2 separate regions of the Homo sapiens genome follow, and region 2 is linked to region 1. A link is an interaction called in ENCODE POLR2A ChIA-PET data of the cell type or tissue named here. Cell type or tissue: GM12878. All regions are shown on one strand.

The links. Peaks named below come from ENCODE experiments on the same cell type or tissue, not always from the same donor. Only the 100,000 strongest peaks of a DNase experiment are listed, where the experiment ranks them.
Region 2: POLR2A ChIA-PET joins it to region 1 with 10 read pairs; 2 of 35 experiments call an interaction of 5 or more read pairs at or near these places.

What each region holds. Positions count from the first base shown.
Region 1 is chr1:51,867,207-51,875,206 of GRCh38, reverse strand. All of the region lies in intron 1 of NRDC (nardilysin convertase), which reads left to right. Among named protein-coding and RNA genes, the nearest start is that of NRDC, 7.5 kb to the left of the region's middle. In GM12878, no CTCF peak of the experiment used is centred here; no DNase peak of the experiment used is centred here; H3K4me3 peaks cover 452 bases; H3K27ac peaks cover 159 bases.
Region 2 is chr1:51,485,894-51,493,893 of GRCh38, reverse strand. All of the region lies in intron 1 of EPS15 (epidermal growth factor receptor pathway substrate 15), which reads left to right. Among named protein-coding and RNA genes, the nearest start is that of EPS15-AS1, 28 kb to the left of the region's middle. In GM12878, no CTCF peak of the experiment used is centred here; no DNase peak of the experiment used is centred here; H3K4me3 peaks cover 1,776 bases; H3K27ac peaks cover 3,064 bases.

The DNA.
Region 1 (8,000 bases):
GGTGGAAAGCCTCAGGACTAGGTGATCTTTAAAGACTTATCCAAATTCAATTCTATGAATTTTTGTAACCAGAAACACACTTAGACGCATCTGCAGCCCACAGAGCTGAATTATCCTTCCAGATTCTGCTGAGATATTCCCTCTGTGAAGTCTTTCTAGGCAGAACTAATTCCTCCTTCCATTGTATTTCAGTAGGATTTTGTGCACGATCCATTACAGTACATAGCATCATATTATATATCTTTTGAATAAGTACCAGAGGAGGACCCATTTAGAGGAATATTGTGGTGAAATAATACCTTGAAAGATTTACCAGTCTGCATTTATTAATAGCCTGCGGAATTTTACTTCAGCATATGTGTAATTTGTATTCCGCTTTTTTGAAATGTTGGGCATATTTCCAGGACACCTATTATGCTTTTTTAGGGATCTGTATTAAATGCTTACCAAGTATTGATTCCCTTCCCTTCTGGAAGGGTTAAGGGACTTCAGGTTGGGAATTGATATTCAAATTTTTATTGGTGTTGAGTGGAAATTCTGGTTGGGCAGGATTAGTAGTGGTGTATTCTATTTATTTTTTATTTTTATTTTTATTTTTGAGGCAGGGTCTCACTTTGTAACCCAGGCTGGAGTGCAGTGGCGCCATCACGGCTCACTGCAGCCTCGACCTCCCAGGCTTAGGTGATCCTTCCACCTCAGGCTCTCCAGTAGCTGGGACTACAGGCACGTGCCATCATGCCCAGCTAAGCTTTTGTAGAGATGAGATTTCGCCATTTTGCCTAGGCTGGTCTCAAACTCCTGACCTCAGATGATCTGCCCTCCTTGGCCTCCCATAGTGCTGGGATTACAGGCACAGGTGAGCCACTGCACCTGGCCTGGCTGTGGTGCATTCTGAATAGTAAATTTTAACAATGAAGAACACTTAACGTTAGGTATTTTGGATTGACTAAAACAAGTACAGAGCACTTTCCATGTTTAACCTGCTCGTAAAAAGACCTGTATTTCTATGGAGAAGGAAAGAACAAATGAAAAGGTATGTAAACTTCTTTTTTTTTTTTTTTAATGATTAAAAAAAATTTTGAGACAGGATTTCAATTCATCGCCCAGGCTGGAGTACAGAGGCACCATCACAACCTGCCCCACCATGTCCGGCTAATTTTTTGTAGAAATGGAGGTGGTGGTGGGGGCAGGTGTCTCACCAAGTTGCCCAGGCTGGTCTCGAACTCCTGACCTCAAGAGATCTGCCTGCCTCTGCCTCTCAAAGTGCTGGGATTACAGGTGTGAGCTACCACGCCCTGTCGAAAAGGCATATAAACTTCTGAAGGGCAAGTCCTTCTAATTTAAATTTTGGTCAGACTGTTACAAGTGAGGAGATGGTTATCTTAATAAATTTTCAGGCTGGGCGTGGGGGCTCACGCCTGTAATCCCAGCACTTTGGGAGGCGGAGGTGGGTGGATCATCTGAGGTCAGGAGTTCAAGACCAGCCTGGCCAACATGGTGAAACCCTGTCGCTACTAAAAATAAAAAAATTAGCCAGTTGTAGTGGCAGGTGCTTGTAATCCCAACTACTTGGGAGGCAGAGGCAGGGGAATCGCTTGAACTTGGGAGGCAGAGGTTGCAGTGAGCTGAAATTGTGCTACTGCATTCCAGCCTGGGCAACAGAGCAAGACTCTGTCTCAAACATAAATAAATAAATAAATAAATAAATAAATAAATAAATAAATAAAAATTCCATATATTATAGAAAATAATGGGTGGGTGTGTGCTGAATAAGGTACAGGCTATTTCTGAATATTATGTTGTTTACTATTATATGCTGTGGAACAGGAGGAGGATCACAATTCCAGTGAGTGGAACAGTTGCATTGAGAACACTAACATTTGTTGGCTTCCTGAATAGTTTGCTAGTGAAGTGGCTCACTTCTGAGCAGAAGCCTTTTGCTCACTTTGGCAGCACGTATACTGAGCAGAAGCCTTATACAAATCTGAGGTATCAGAAGAAAACTATACACCAGAAAACAAGAGAACTTTTTTTTTTGTATTGGATGGGAAGAACATAGGTTTATTTGTTGATATTTACAATGAAAACTCCTGGAACCGTAATGCTTCATTCAATACATGAGCCAGTAATTTCATTTGTGTGTGTTTCATTTCACACACACACAGACACACAAATATTGCTAAAATGATCACAAAATCTCACAGCTACAAAAGAAATCATTATGACTTCCATGTGTGTAAATTCCATGAGATTGACAATTCCTTAGTCTGATAACAAATGAACAAGTGAATCCAAATTTCTTTTTGTTTTGCACTCTCACTTGTCTTGTAAAGTAAAGGTAACCTAGGTATTACTTCACGAGATTCAAACTCATTTAACAAAGTAAGTGCTTTTAAGATTGAAATATGTTAAATCTTATGAATACTAGTATAACTTTAATAAACATATCTTTTGTCTCTTACTATTCCTTAGACTGATTTCCTTATTTTGTTTTGTTTTGTGTTTGAGACAGTCTGGGTCTGTCACCCAGGCTGGAGTGCAGTGGTGTGATCTCAACTCACTGCAGCCTCCACCTCCCAGGTTCAAGCCATCCTCCCCACCTTGGCCTCCTAAGTAGCTGGGACTACATGTGCACACCATCATGCCCAGCTAATTTTTGTCCTTTTTTGTAGAGTTGGGTTTCGCTCTGTTGCCCAGGCTAGTCTCAAACTCCTGAGCTCAATCAGCCCACCTTGGCCTCCCAAAGTGCTGGGAGTACTGGCATGAGCCACTGCACCGGGCCTGACTGATTTCTTTAAAGTGGGCTGATGGGCTAGTAAGAATAGAAAGAGTGTATATTGTTTCTAACTGAAGTTGTGTGTGTGTGTGTATGTCTGTGTGTTTTAGGAAAATAAGATTTAGCATTAAAAAGCTCTCTGTTGGCCAGGTGCAGTAGCTCACACCTGTAATCCTAGCACTTTGGGCGGCCAAGGCAGGAAGATCACCTGCCTCTGTCTCAAAAAAACAAAACCAGAACAAAAAACTCTCTGTTTTTCTGACTGGGCGCCGTGGCTCACGCCTGTAATCCCAGCACTTTGGGAGGCTGAGGCTGGTGGATCACGTGAGGTCAGGAGTTGGAGACCTACCTGGCCAACATGGTGAAACCCTGTCTCTACTAAAATACAAAAATTAGCTGGGTGTGGTGGCGGATGCCTGTAATCCCAGATACTGGGGAGGCTGAGGCAGGAGAATCGCTTGAACCCGGGAGGCAGAGGTTGCAGTGAGTCAAGATCGCGCCCACTGCACTCTAGGCTGGGCAACAGAACCAGACTGTCTCAAAAAGAAAACCAAAAAACAAACAAAAACGCCCTGTTTTTAAAGAACTGAATGATGGTAAAAGCTCTTTTGCTTTTAAGAAGCTTATGATCTGCTGTAGGAGAGTCAGGGAGCAGATACTGAAACTGAAATGCATTAAATATAATAGGTGCTAGAATAGGGATATGTAAAGTATGACTTTTTGTTTTGTCATTTGTGTTTCTAGCTTGCTGTCTACTGGTTATGTGACCTTTAGCAAGTTAACTAATGTCTCTAAGGCTAAGGATCTTCATAAGGACACAGAAGAAGAGCAACCTATAAACAATTGAAATTGAAAAGGAGCAGTTGGGAAGCAGGTGATAGTGGCTTTTTTTTTTTTTTTTTTTTTTTTTTTTTTAATGAACCAGTGGAGGAGAATTCTTGAAGCAAGGAGTGATGATAGATAAAACTGAGAGGTCAAGCAGTACTAGGACTGAATCCCTTTTGGAGACTCGAGAAATTATTACTGGTGAAAGCAGTTTCAAAGGAATGGTATGGAGGCAGAAACCAGGTTGTAGTGAGTTAAGGATGAATGGAGAGTGAGAAATTGATTGACTGAGATGGAGTCTTGCTCTGTCACCCAGGCTGGAGTGCAGTGGTGTGATCTTGGCTCACTGCAACTTCCACTTCCCGAGTTCAAGCAATTCTCGTGCCTCAGCCTCCAAAGCAGCTGGGGTTACAGGCATGTGCCGCCATGCCCAGCTTATTTTTGTATTTTTAGTAGAGAGGGGATTTCATCATCTTGGCCAGGCTGGTTTTGAACTCCTGACCTCAGGTGATCCACCTGTCTCAGCCTCCCAAAGTGCTGGGATTGCAGGCCTGAGGCACCACGCCCGGCCAAGAGTGAGAAATTTTGAATGATGAGGTACACATTGTTTGGTTTTAAAGGGGAAGGGATGAGAGGAGATTTTAGGATAAAAACAGTGCATTGTAGCAAGAGAGAGTTTTTTTCAAGATGAATAAGAGGTGAGCATGTCTTGCTTGAGAAAAAAAGAATCAGTAGAGAAGTTGAAGATACAGACAGTAATAGATTACTGTCTGTATTAGTAATAATACTGTCAGTATTAGTAATTATTAATTACTAATTATTAATACTGTCTGTATTCATAATAATAATAGATTCTTAGATAGTTGTGAGGTGACAGGATTAATCTTAAGAACATACCCAGAGAGGCTCATTTTAGAGAGACGAGAAAATATCTTCACTTAAAGTGAAGGAAGTAACGAGTATGGATGCAGGCAGTGAAAACTTGAAAGGGTGACTTTCCCCTCTTATTTGTAAAGTAGTCATTGAAATGTACTTAGGTGGTCCTCTGGGGAACTCTAAGGGAAATAGTGGGATGCATAGGGGAAGCCTTGAGTGTGAAGGTTTGAAATAGCTAATGTAGAAAATGGGTGAAGTGTATACGTGGTAAATACTAAGAAAATTTGTGGGTTCTTGAGCATGAAAATGATAAAAGTAAAGCAGTATTTTAAGAATAAAGCAGTAGTTTAAATCTATAGGATGTGGAAGACTGGCTTAAGAGTCAGTTATAATTGTGTCAGTTGTGTTGACACAAATGGTACTAGTCTTTCTGTAGCTGATGTGTTCCCCTCTTCACTTTTCTTTTTGCTTTCCACTTAATTCACTTTAAATGTTTGCTAGGCTAAATGCCCGTGAGTACGGAGATCATGTCTGTTTTATTCACTCAAGGTCCAGTACATTTTAGGTTCTCAAATAATATTTGTAGAATGTATGAATGTATGAGTGCTTACATGCCAGGCATTTTCACAGAACTCATGGGGATATTTTGCCAGAAATTTCTTAGATTAAAATTGTATTCTGAAGCTGGGCACAGTGGCACATACTTGTAATCCCAGCTACTTGGGAGGCTGAGATGGGAGGATGGCTTGAGCCCAGTAGTTCAAGACCAGCCTGGGCAACAAAATGAGATCCCTCCATCTCTTAAAAAAATTTTTTTAAGTGTATTTTGGCCAGTTTTAAAGCAATTGATTTTCAGAGAAAATGAATATGGACAGGTTACAGAAGTGCAAATGATACAAATACTACAAATGCGTATGCTGATATTGTATATTTTGTGTGGAAGCTTGTGCTTGGCATAGTAAGCACTCAAATGTTAGCTATTACTGTTTATATATTGGATAAGGCCATGAATAAAGCTGGCTTTGTAGCATTTTTTGTAGTAGTAAAAAGTTGGTACAACTTTATTTTCCATTGGTTGAATAAAGATTAAATTATGTTACAGTTTTACAATGAAAATAATACATAGCTATAAAAAAGGATAGGTGATTTTATATGTTGAAATAGAGAGATCTTCTCTGATTTATTGTTGAATGAAAACTAGTGGCAAAACAAAATGTATAATTCCATTTTTAAAAGGAAAAAACATTACTGTTATATGTTTACTTAAATTATAGTTTTTCACGTATTCATATATATGTACAGAAACGATTAGGGATGGTATTCAGCAAGCTCATTTCTCTGGGGAAAGGAAGGAGAGATTTGACTTTTGTTTTATTTATTTTTTAGTAATTACAAGAAGATAAGTGTTAAATAACAATAAAGAAGTATTATGTGGTCATCACAGGGAAGGAACTTTAGATAAAAAGAAAATTTAAGAATTCCTGGCTGGGCGCGCTGGTTCATGCCTGTAATCCCAGCATCTTAAGTCAAGGCAGGAGGATCGCTGGAGATCATGAGTTTGAGGCCAGCCTGGGTAACAAAACAAGACCCTACCTCTACAAAAAATTAAAAAATTAGCTGGGCTTGGTGGTGTGCACCACCAAGCTGGTGTGGTCCCAGCTACTTGGAAGGCTGAGGTAGGAGGATGGCTTGAGCACAAGAGTTTGAGGTTGTAGTGAGCCATGATCACACCGGTACACTCCAGTGTGGGCAACAGAGTGAGACCCTATCTCAAAAAGAGAGAATTCTCCATAATTATTCTACCCTGCATTAACCACTGGTAACATTTTAAATAATTTCAATGCCTTATTTTATTTTTTGAGGTGGTGGCTCACTCCCTCTCAGGATGCAGTGCAGTGGTGTGATCTCAGGTCACTGCAACCTCCACCTCCCAGGCTCAAGTGATCCTCCCACTTCAGCCTCCTTGAGTAGCTGGGACGACAGGCACGCACCACCACACCTGGCTAATTTTTGTAGAGATGGGGTTTCCTCATGCTACCCAGCCTGGTCTCGAATTCCTGGATCCTAGAGTCAAGTGATCCTCCTGCCTTCATCTCCCAAAGTGCTGGAATTACGGGCATGAACCACTGTGCCCAGCCAGACAGTACTGTTACTACATGATAGATTTAAGTGCTATTCTATGAAAATACATTACTGAGGAGGTACTAAGCAGTAATTAGAGTATAAATGGATTGTATTCTCTCATTTTATTCCTTCTAACAAACTTCTCATAATGGCAGGTAATGTCCAAGGCCTTCTATTTTGTTCTTAACGTTCTATCTTCATCTTCATCTTCTGTTGTGCTATTTTGTGCTTCTTTTCTTGGCACATGTTTTCTTTGGTCATATTTGCCTTTTGAATTCATGCATGAGTATCTCCTCTCTTTTCTGTTTTCTTTCAATCGTCCCTTCCCACATGTAGTTAGTGACTCTTGTGTGGCCCTCTAGCAATGTTTTTTTTCCAAGCGATTTCATATTTTTGTAGTTATTACTTGTCTTTCCACGCTATTATGTTGAATTTTTTGAAGGGAGAGAATTTGTTTCTTTGAGTCTTTGCATACCTTCTCTTCTGTTAGTAATAAATGAATAGTCTGTACTCCTAAGACCTTATCTCTACTCTCCAGTTGTGTACTGGATCCCATCTCCTTACACCTTTTATGTTCCACTAATTATTCCAGCAATTGTTCTCCTTCCATCCTGCATCATCAGTTTGTCTTTTACTGGATCATCCCCGGGAGCATACAAATATGCTGTAATTGTTTCCATCTTCAGGAGAGAAAATTTCTTTATTCTTTATCCCCTTGGAGCTATGTCCTTCTAGCTATTCAGTTTCTCTGGTAACTGTAGCAAAACTTGTTGAGTTATCTGTACTTGCAGTTTGTAATTCATCTGTTTCCATTATTCTGTAAGCTCACTCAGAGTAGACTTCTGCCACTATTGTTACACTGAAATAGCTAGTTCAAGGTCACCAATATCTTTACATTAGTCAATTCTCAAGTTATCTTACTCAACCTATCAGCATCATACTGCATAGTTCACCATTCTTCTTGAAATGCTTTGATCAGTTGACTTTCAGGTCACCACTGTTCATAGTTCTCTTCCTGCTTATTCACAGATCTCTTCTTATTTCCCTGACTTCTAAATTTTGGATTATCTAGGGCTCAATTTTCAGACTTCTCATCTACCCTTACTCTGTATGTTGTCCGGTCTCATGACTTTAAATATCAGCCTGTATAAAATAAATTTTGTTTTCCTACCTCCATGTTTTTTCTTACTCTTTTTTTTTATAGCACTTATTGTCATTTGACATAAATTTACTTGTGCATTGTCTTTCTCTTGCACTGGAATGTTTCATCACAAGGGCAAGGAATTAGTTTTGTTTACTGCTTATATCGCCAGTGCCTAGAATAGTGCCTGTTTTAAAGTCTTGCTTCCATTTCTGTCTTCTTCCTTTTCTCCTTTGGCTTGTTACATAAGGATATACT
Region 2 (8,000 bases), 380 kb after region 1:
CCTGTAATCCCAGCACTTTGGGAGGCCGAGGCTGGTGGATCACCTGAGGTCAGGAGTTCATGACCAGCCTGGCCAACATAGTAAAACCCCGTCTCTACTAAAAAAAATACAAAAATTAGCCAGGCGTGACGCCTGTAATCCCAGCTACTCGGGAGGCTGAGGCAGGAGAATCGCTTGAACCCAGAAGGCGGAGGTTGCAGTGAGCCGAGATCGTGCCATTGCACTCCAGCCTGGGCGACAGAGGGAGACTCTGTCCTCCCATCCACCCCCCAAAAAAAGAAAGTTAAGAGCCTCAAAAGAATAGAGCTTTATTTTTATTTATTTATTTATTTATTTATTTATTTATTTATTTATTTATTTATTTAATTTGAGACTGAGTCTTGCTCTGTCGCCCAGGCTGGAGTGCAGTGGTGCGATCTCGGCTCACTGCAAGCTCCGCCTCCTGAGTTCATGCCATTCTCCTGCCTCAGCCTCCAGAGTAGCTGGGACTACAGGCGCCCACCACCACGCCTGGCTAATTTTTATTTTTTTGGAGGATGGAGTCTCGCTCTGTCATCCAGGCTGGAGTGCAGTGGCGCGATCTTGGCTCACTGCAAGCTCCGCCTCCCGGGTTCACGCCATTCTCCTGCCTCAGCCTCCCGAGTAGCTGGGACTACAGGCGCCCACCACCACGTCTGGCTAATTTTTTGTATTTTTAGTAGAGATGGGGTTTCACCATGTTAGCCAGGATGGTTTCAATCTCCTGACCTCATGATTCGCCCGCCTTGGCCTCCCAAAGTGCTGGGATTACAGGCGTGAGCCACTGTGCCTGGCCTTTTTTTTGTATTTTTAGTAGAGACGGGGTTTCACTGTGTTAGGCAGGATGGTCTCGAACTCCTGATCTTGTGATCCGCCCGCCTTGGCCTCCCAAAGTGCTGGGATTACAGGCGTGAGCCACCGCGCCCGGCTGTTGTTTTTGTTTTTTAAAACAAGAAGTTAAATAGTGTAATGTGGACAAGCTGCTGGTGAGCAAAGAGGAGTTTATTCACATTTCTAAAACCTGAGATAGGCAGGTCGTTAAAACCTGACAGCTGCCATTTGAGGGGCTACAAAGGAGGTGAGAGGATTTTTATAAATTCGTATATTAGTCATTCATGCTTAAAGATCATGCTTCTTCCACTGATCTGTTTTTTTTGTTTGTTTGTTTGTTTTTTTGGCCTACCTAGAATGATGTATATAGGGCTCACTAAGTCTTCTGATGAAAGACCCAAGCTATACTTTGCTTTCATTCTGTCTCTATGTCACCTAGATTTTTGATCAAATTGAGTTGTATTCAATTAAAAACTGGCCCATTACTGGTTTGAGTTGGTGATATGGTCTTTACATCCATCGTTTTTCAGTAGTATTTTCTGTACTATCTCTTTGAAATTCTTTTGTCTATTCTAAAGTCCCTTTCTTCTTTCATTTTTGAAAGAAGTGAATCTCCAGAGCAAATATATTTTTTTATCTGGATTTTGAAAACTTTCTTTAGAATACTGTATTTACAGTATTCCTAGGTCTTTGCCTGCTAAGTCAATTTGTAATGTTTTGTTATGGAACAAACATGAGATGTTAGCGTGTTTGCAGAAGGTAGCATTACAATTTTTACTAGAATTTAAGCCCTTGAAGGCAGGAGCCCTATCTGATTATTTTAACTCCAGACACCTTAACCTATTGTCTTGTACCTAGAAAGCATCCAGTTTATGTCTATTAAATTATTAAATGAGGGCCAGGCACAGCGGCTCATGCCTGTAATCTCAGCACTTTGGGAGGCCGAGGCAGGTGGATCACTTAAATCCAGGAGTTTGAGACCAGCCTAGGCAACATGGTGAAAACCCATCTCTACAAAAAATACAAAAATTAGCTGGGTGTGGTCCCATCTGCTTAGGAGGCTGAGGGAAGAATCACTTGAGCCCCGGAGGTGGAGGCTGCGGTGAGTGGAGATTGTGCCACTGCACTCCAGCCTGGGCAACAGACTGGGCAACACTCTGTCTCAAAAAAAAAAAAAAAAAAAAATTAAATGAGTTGGGAATTACAGAGCTGAGGAATATGTGCACTGTGCATTCTGTAAGGGAACTGCTCAAGTGGCTGCTTGTGTTTCCTTGACTCCCCACCCTCTCCAGTTCTAAAGGTGAGGACTGCCCAGGTGATTTGCCTTTCTCTGCCCCACCACGCCCTCCACCCTAGCTTTAGAGTTGTTCTCCTTTCTCAAATTTCTCTTATTACTAGCTTCTGTAATAAGCAAACAGCTTCCGGTTTCTATTTTCCTTGTCACTTTGGATTGCTGTTAATCACTATTGCTCCTTACTATTTTTCATTCTTCTGTTTACTCTTAGTTTTCATCCTGTTTTCTTTTACATTGTAAAATATACAAGCCTTTTCTAGATATGGATAGCCTATCAAAAGCTTCTAAATGTTCTGTCTTGCAAACTATAAACCTATGTGTATAAAAACATAGACTCTTGGTGTATTCATTTAGTACTTTGGCCTTAGGAGTTGCTATTCTATCTTTAAAGGGTGGTGGTGGTGGTTGAGGTGGGAGTTGAAAGGCTGTGGTGGCTAGTCCCCATTCTGATTTCTCAGCCCTCTTGAAAATGGAGTAATAGAAGGTGGAATTCTAAGTAGTTGAATTTTTATGTGTTAATATGTCAGAAATAATTTTATGGCAAATTACAGAAAATTGTGTGCATTAAGAGACTAAAAAATTTTTTAAAGAGCAAAACTAAAAAGAGTGGTTTATTTGAAGGGATAAAATCTATTCCATTGTCTTCCTTTTACTACCTGGCCCTGATTTGCCATCGCACAGTGTTCTTACTGCCTGATTTGCCACCTTCTCTCTACTTCACATTGGTCTTCAATACTGCCTTTTCATGGGAAGTTGCAAAAAGTAGTACCGAGAGGCTCTATGCACCCTTCATCCAATTTTCCCTAATTGTAACATCTTACATAACTACAGCAATAGCAAAAACAGGAAATTGACATTGGTATAACCCACAGACCTTATTTAAATTTTGCCGGTTTTATAGATACTCATTAGTGTGTTTGCATATATAGTTCTATCCATATGCAGTTTTATTATGTGTGGGTTCATGTAACTGTAAGCGTAATCAAAATAAAGACTTGCTCTGTCACAAAGATCCTTTGTGTTACCCTCTATAATCATACCCACTCCCCTCTCCATTTTATTAATTTATTTACTGACGACTCCCTAGTATCTGACCTTGTGATTAACTGAGAAAAGATTGGCATTATGTTTTAGAGGTTGTCTCTTTATTTTACTTTCACTTCTGTTTTTTTTTTTTTTTTTTTTTGAGATGGAGTCTCGCACTGTTGCCCAGGCGGGAGTGCAATGGCATGATCTCGGCTCACTGCAACCTCTGCCTCCCGGGTTCAAGCGATTCTCCTGCCTCAGCCTCCCGAGTAGCTGGGATTACAGGCACCCGCCACCACGCCCAGCTAATTTTTTGTATTTTTAGTAGAGATGGGGTTTCACCATGATGGTCAGGCTGGTCTTGAACTCCTGACCTCGTGATTTGCCCGCTTTGGCCGCCCAGAGTGCTGGGATTATAGGTGTGAGCCACCATGCCTGGCCTTCCACATTGTACTGTAACCATTTATAATAAGACTAAATCATTTAAAATTTCAGTTTATTTTGTGTGTTAGAGAATCTTGTACTCTCAAAGTCATGTACTCTAATATCTCCTCCCACATAACCCTCCCCTAAAAATGACACCAGAAATTCCATATGAGACAATTCTTGACATTTAATTATTAACCTATAAATTTCCTTAGTAACTGGGATCTTTTTTATTACTACTTGATACACTTTGGTGTTGATTTACTTATGTGTTAACATTTGCTAGATTATGCTGCACTAAGAAACAAGCCAAAATATGAGTAGCTTACAATAAGAAGGGTTTATTTGTTTTTCACGTTATAGGCTTCCTAGGAATCAGCTATGGTTCTGCTCTGTGATTCTTTCTCATTTGAGGATCCGGGCTGGAGGAGCAGTCCCTATTTGTGACATATTGTTCTCTTGGTAGAGAGAAAACAGTAAGACCTGTCAGAAACACACAATAGCTGTTGAAGCTTCTACTTGGAACTGGAACTTTCTCCCAGATTCAGTGGCCAAAACAAGTTATATGGCCAAACCCACCCTTGGAACACCCACGGAGAGACACCACAAGTCACATGGCAACAGGCAGGGATATTAATACTACTCTTAAAGAGAGAGAGGCTATATACTCTGTGTATACAAGAGGGAAACAGACGACTGGGAATTATAATACCACCTAAACACCTTAAGATGCTGTACTAGTCACCTGAGGCCAGGAGTTTGAGACCAGCCTGCAAAACATGGTGAAACCCTGTCTCTACTAAAAATAAAATAGTCTGGCGTGGTGGTGTGCACCTGTAGTCCCAGCTACTTGGGAGGCTAAGGCTGGAGAATTGCTGGAACCCGGGAGGCGGAGATTGCAGTGAGCCGAGATCACGTGATTGCACTCTAACCTGGGTGACGGAGGGAGACGCCATCTCCAAAAAAAAAAAAATACATACATACATACATACATATATATATATATATATATGGTATACTAGGCTATACTTTGTAAAAATTTTTTTCTTAGTAAAGTTTATTATATTTACATTTCTATAGCTATATATGTAATTATAATAACATATTTTTTCCTTAACAAAAATAGCAGTTCCTCCTTTTGTTTTGTTTTTTTTTTTTACATTAGTTAGGATATTGGTTTAAACCAAAATCACAAATTTCAAGTAACAAGTAACAATCCAAGTGGGGTAGGTGGTGTAGAGTGCTGTAGGAGCTTCATGATGGTGTCAGGGACTCAGGCTTTTTTTCTCGTGTTGCTGTATTTTTCCCATGTTTTCCGTCGCAATCCAAGATAGCTTCTCTAGATTCTGTCACTATATCTGTATTCTAGCCAGCTATGAGAAGGGTTAGGAGTCAGAAGGCATTTCCTTTCTCTTTAGATGCACATCCTCGGAGTTGGACACATTTCTTTTATCATTCCATTGATGAATAACTGAAATTGCAAGAGAGGTTGGGAAATGTAGGTTTTAGCTAGGTGTGTGTATGTAAAGCTTAGGGGTACTATTACTAAAGAAAGGAGGAGAGGCTGGGTGTAGTGGCTCATGCCTATAATTCCAGCTACTTGGGAAGATTGTTTAAGCTCAGAGGTTTGAGGCAGCAGTGTGATTGTATCACTGCACTTCAGCCAGGACTGAGTGGGATCCTGTCTCAAAACCAACCAGATCAGGAAACAGGCTTTTCAAGGAGGTAAAATAAGCTACTAAAGATCATACCTAAGAAGTAGTAGAATGGGCTTTGAATACCTTTCTGATACAAAGTCTGAGTTTTTTTTTTTTTTTTTTTTTTTTACAAAACTTTATTGGCTTTCTAGCATCTCTTGTTTACAGGTACTTTACATTTTTCAGACTAGTAAGAAATAGCAATGGACTCTTTCAAAAGAATTCTGACATTTATGAATATTTAACTTTGTGACAGCTGGTAAGAATTTATGATATAGGTAATGAATATATAATTGCTTTTAAATTGTAATAACAGAATTGTAAAAGGTCAGATTTTGATTTTGACAGTTGGAGTTAAAGTTTTCCTTTAGAAATTAATTTGATTGTTAAAAATTCATATGCAGTTTTATATACTGATCACATTTGGGGATTTTTATATTTTTCTCTAGATTGAAAATAGCCTTATTGTTTCATTCTTATTATATAATTAGGATGTGTTTATTCTCAGAGTTTCCAGAGACTGCAGAGTAGTATGAAGAAGAATGTAAAAATCATTTATGATCTTGCTATCCAGAGATAATCATTGTTACCATTTAATAAGCTATGCCTTTCAATTTTTTCCTCTGTTCATTCATTATATGTGATTTTTTTTTCCCTGCCTAAAAAGTGATCATGTTCATAGTCCGACAATAACAACAAAAGCCAATTTTACTGAGACACACCAGAAACACTCTTTGATCATCTTGCTTGATGAGTGACTTGGCACTTTGGATGGCTTTTTCCATTCTCACTTAGCTGTATCACATTAGTGTAGTTATCAGCACAGGGTGTACTTTAGAACACTTTGGTGAGCTAATATCTTCTCCTATGTGTTTAGGTAGTAACCAATGAACCTGTAATGTGAGGATTATTAAGGCACAGGTTGGAGATCAGGATTTCTTACTGTGTATGAGGTTTTTTTTCCCTGTATTCAAAAAATCCAATTAAAATTAACTTTTTATTATTGAGGGAACATATTTAATTTGCTGTCTTTGGCAAAGTATTTATACTGTTGTCATAACTAAGTAGATGACTATATAATTTTTCATTCAAACTGGTACATTTTTGAGAATGAAAGGGGGTACTACAAATATTTAAAATTCTATATATTTTTGGAATATTTACTTTTTTCAACCATTAAAATAGTTTTTATTGCATTAGTAGATCAATAAAATAGCTCCATTTAAAGTCTGTTTTCAAAAACAATTTCTAAAACATTTTGTTGTACATTATAACAAAGTTTTTAACATGGACTTCAGTTGAATATTTAAAAACAAACTATTTTTGGTAATAAATATTTTTATCAGTTTCTCGGTCAAATCTGTCACTAATACTGTGTCACTGATACTTTTCTGAATATGATTTTCCATCTGGTTTTACTAGTTTTAATTTTTTCATAAAATTGCAGTATTTTGCAGAGTTACATTTTATACTTGTGGTTGTTAACTTCTACAGTTGATGCTTCACTATAACCAATAATGTTTTTAGTTGCTAACATACTTTATATGTGCTGCTGTCCCCAGTTAGCTCAGGAAAAATTTTGCTAGATGGAGAATATTCTTAATTCTAATTTTTTTCTTATTGAAAATTATAGGCTGGGCGCAGTGGCTTATGCCTGTAATCCCAGCATTTTCGGAGGCCGAGGCAGATGGATCACCTGAGGTCAGGAGTTCAAGACTAGCCTGGCCAACGTGATGAAGCCCCCGTCTCTACTAAAAATACACACACACACACACAAAAATTAGCCAGGTGTGGTGGCGGGAGGCTGAGGGAGGAGAATCACTTGACCCTGGGAGGCAGAGGTTGCAGTGAGTGGAGATCATGCCACTGTACTCCAGCCTGGGTAACAAGAGCAAAACTCTGTCTCAAAAAAGAAAAAAAAGAAAAGAAAATTATAAATATATCAGTCTCAGTATTTTCACAGGCAGTGTCCTTTTGCCTGTATTAAAGGTAATCTCTGTTTTTACTTTTCATTTTTTATAGAGACAGGATCTCCCTATATTGTCCAATCTAGTCACAAGGTACTGTCTTTGATACAAATAAGTTGTCCCTATTTATGATTATTTTATATGTTCCACCAGATTTAAGTGTTGCAAAATTGTAGGCCTTCTCTAATTTTTTTTTTTTTTTTTTTTTTGAGATGCAGTCTCGCTCTTGTAGCCCAGGCTGGAGTGCAATGGCACAGTCTCAGCTCACTGCAACCTCTGCCTCCTGGCTTAAAGCAATTCTGCTGCCTCAGCCTTCCTAGTAGCTGGGATTACAGGTGCCCGCCACCATGTCCAGCTATTTTTTTTTTTTTGTATTTTTAGTAGAGACGAGGTGTTGCCATATTGGCCAGGCTGGTCTCGAACTCCTGACCTCAGGTGATCCACCCGCCTTGGCCTCCCAAAGTGTTGAGATTACAGGCATGAGCCACTGTGCCTGGCCTGTAATTTTCTTTCACCTACTTAAAAATAGAAAGACTCGACTGCGCATGGTGGCTCACACCTGTAATCCCAGCACTTTGGGAGGCTGAGGTGGGTGGATCACCTGAGGTCAGTAGTTCAAGACCAACCTGGCCAACATGGCGAAACCCCATCTCTACTAAAAATACAAAAATTAGCTGGATGTGGTGGCGGGCACCTGTAATCCCAGCTACTTGGGAGGCTGAGGCATGAGAATCGCTTGAA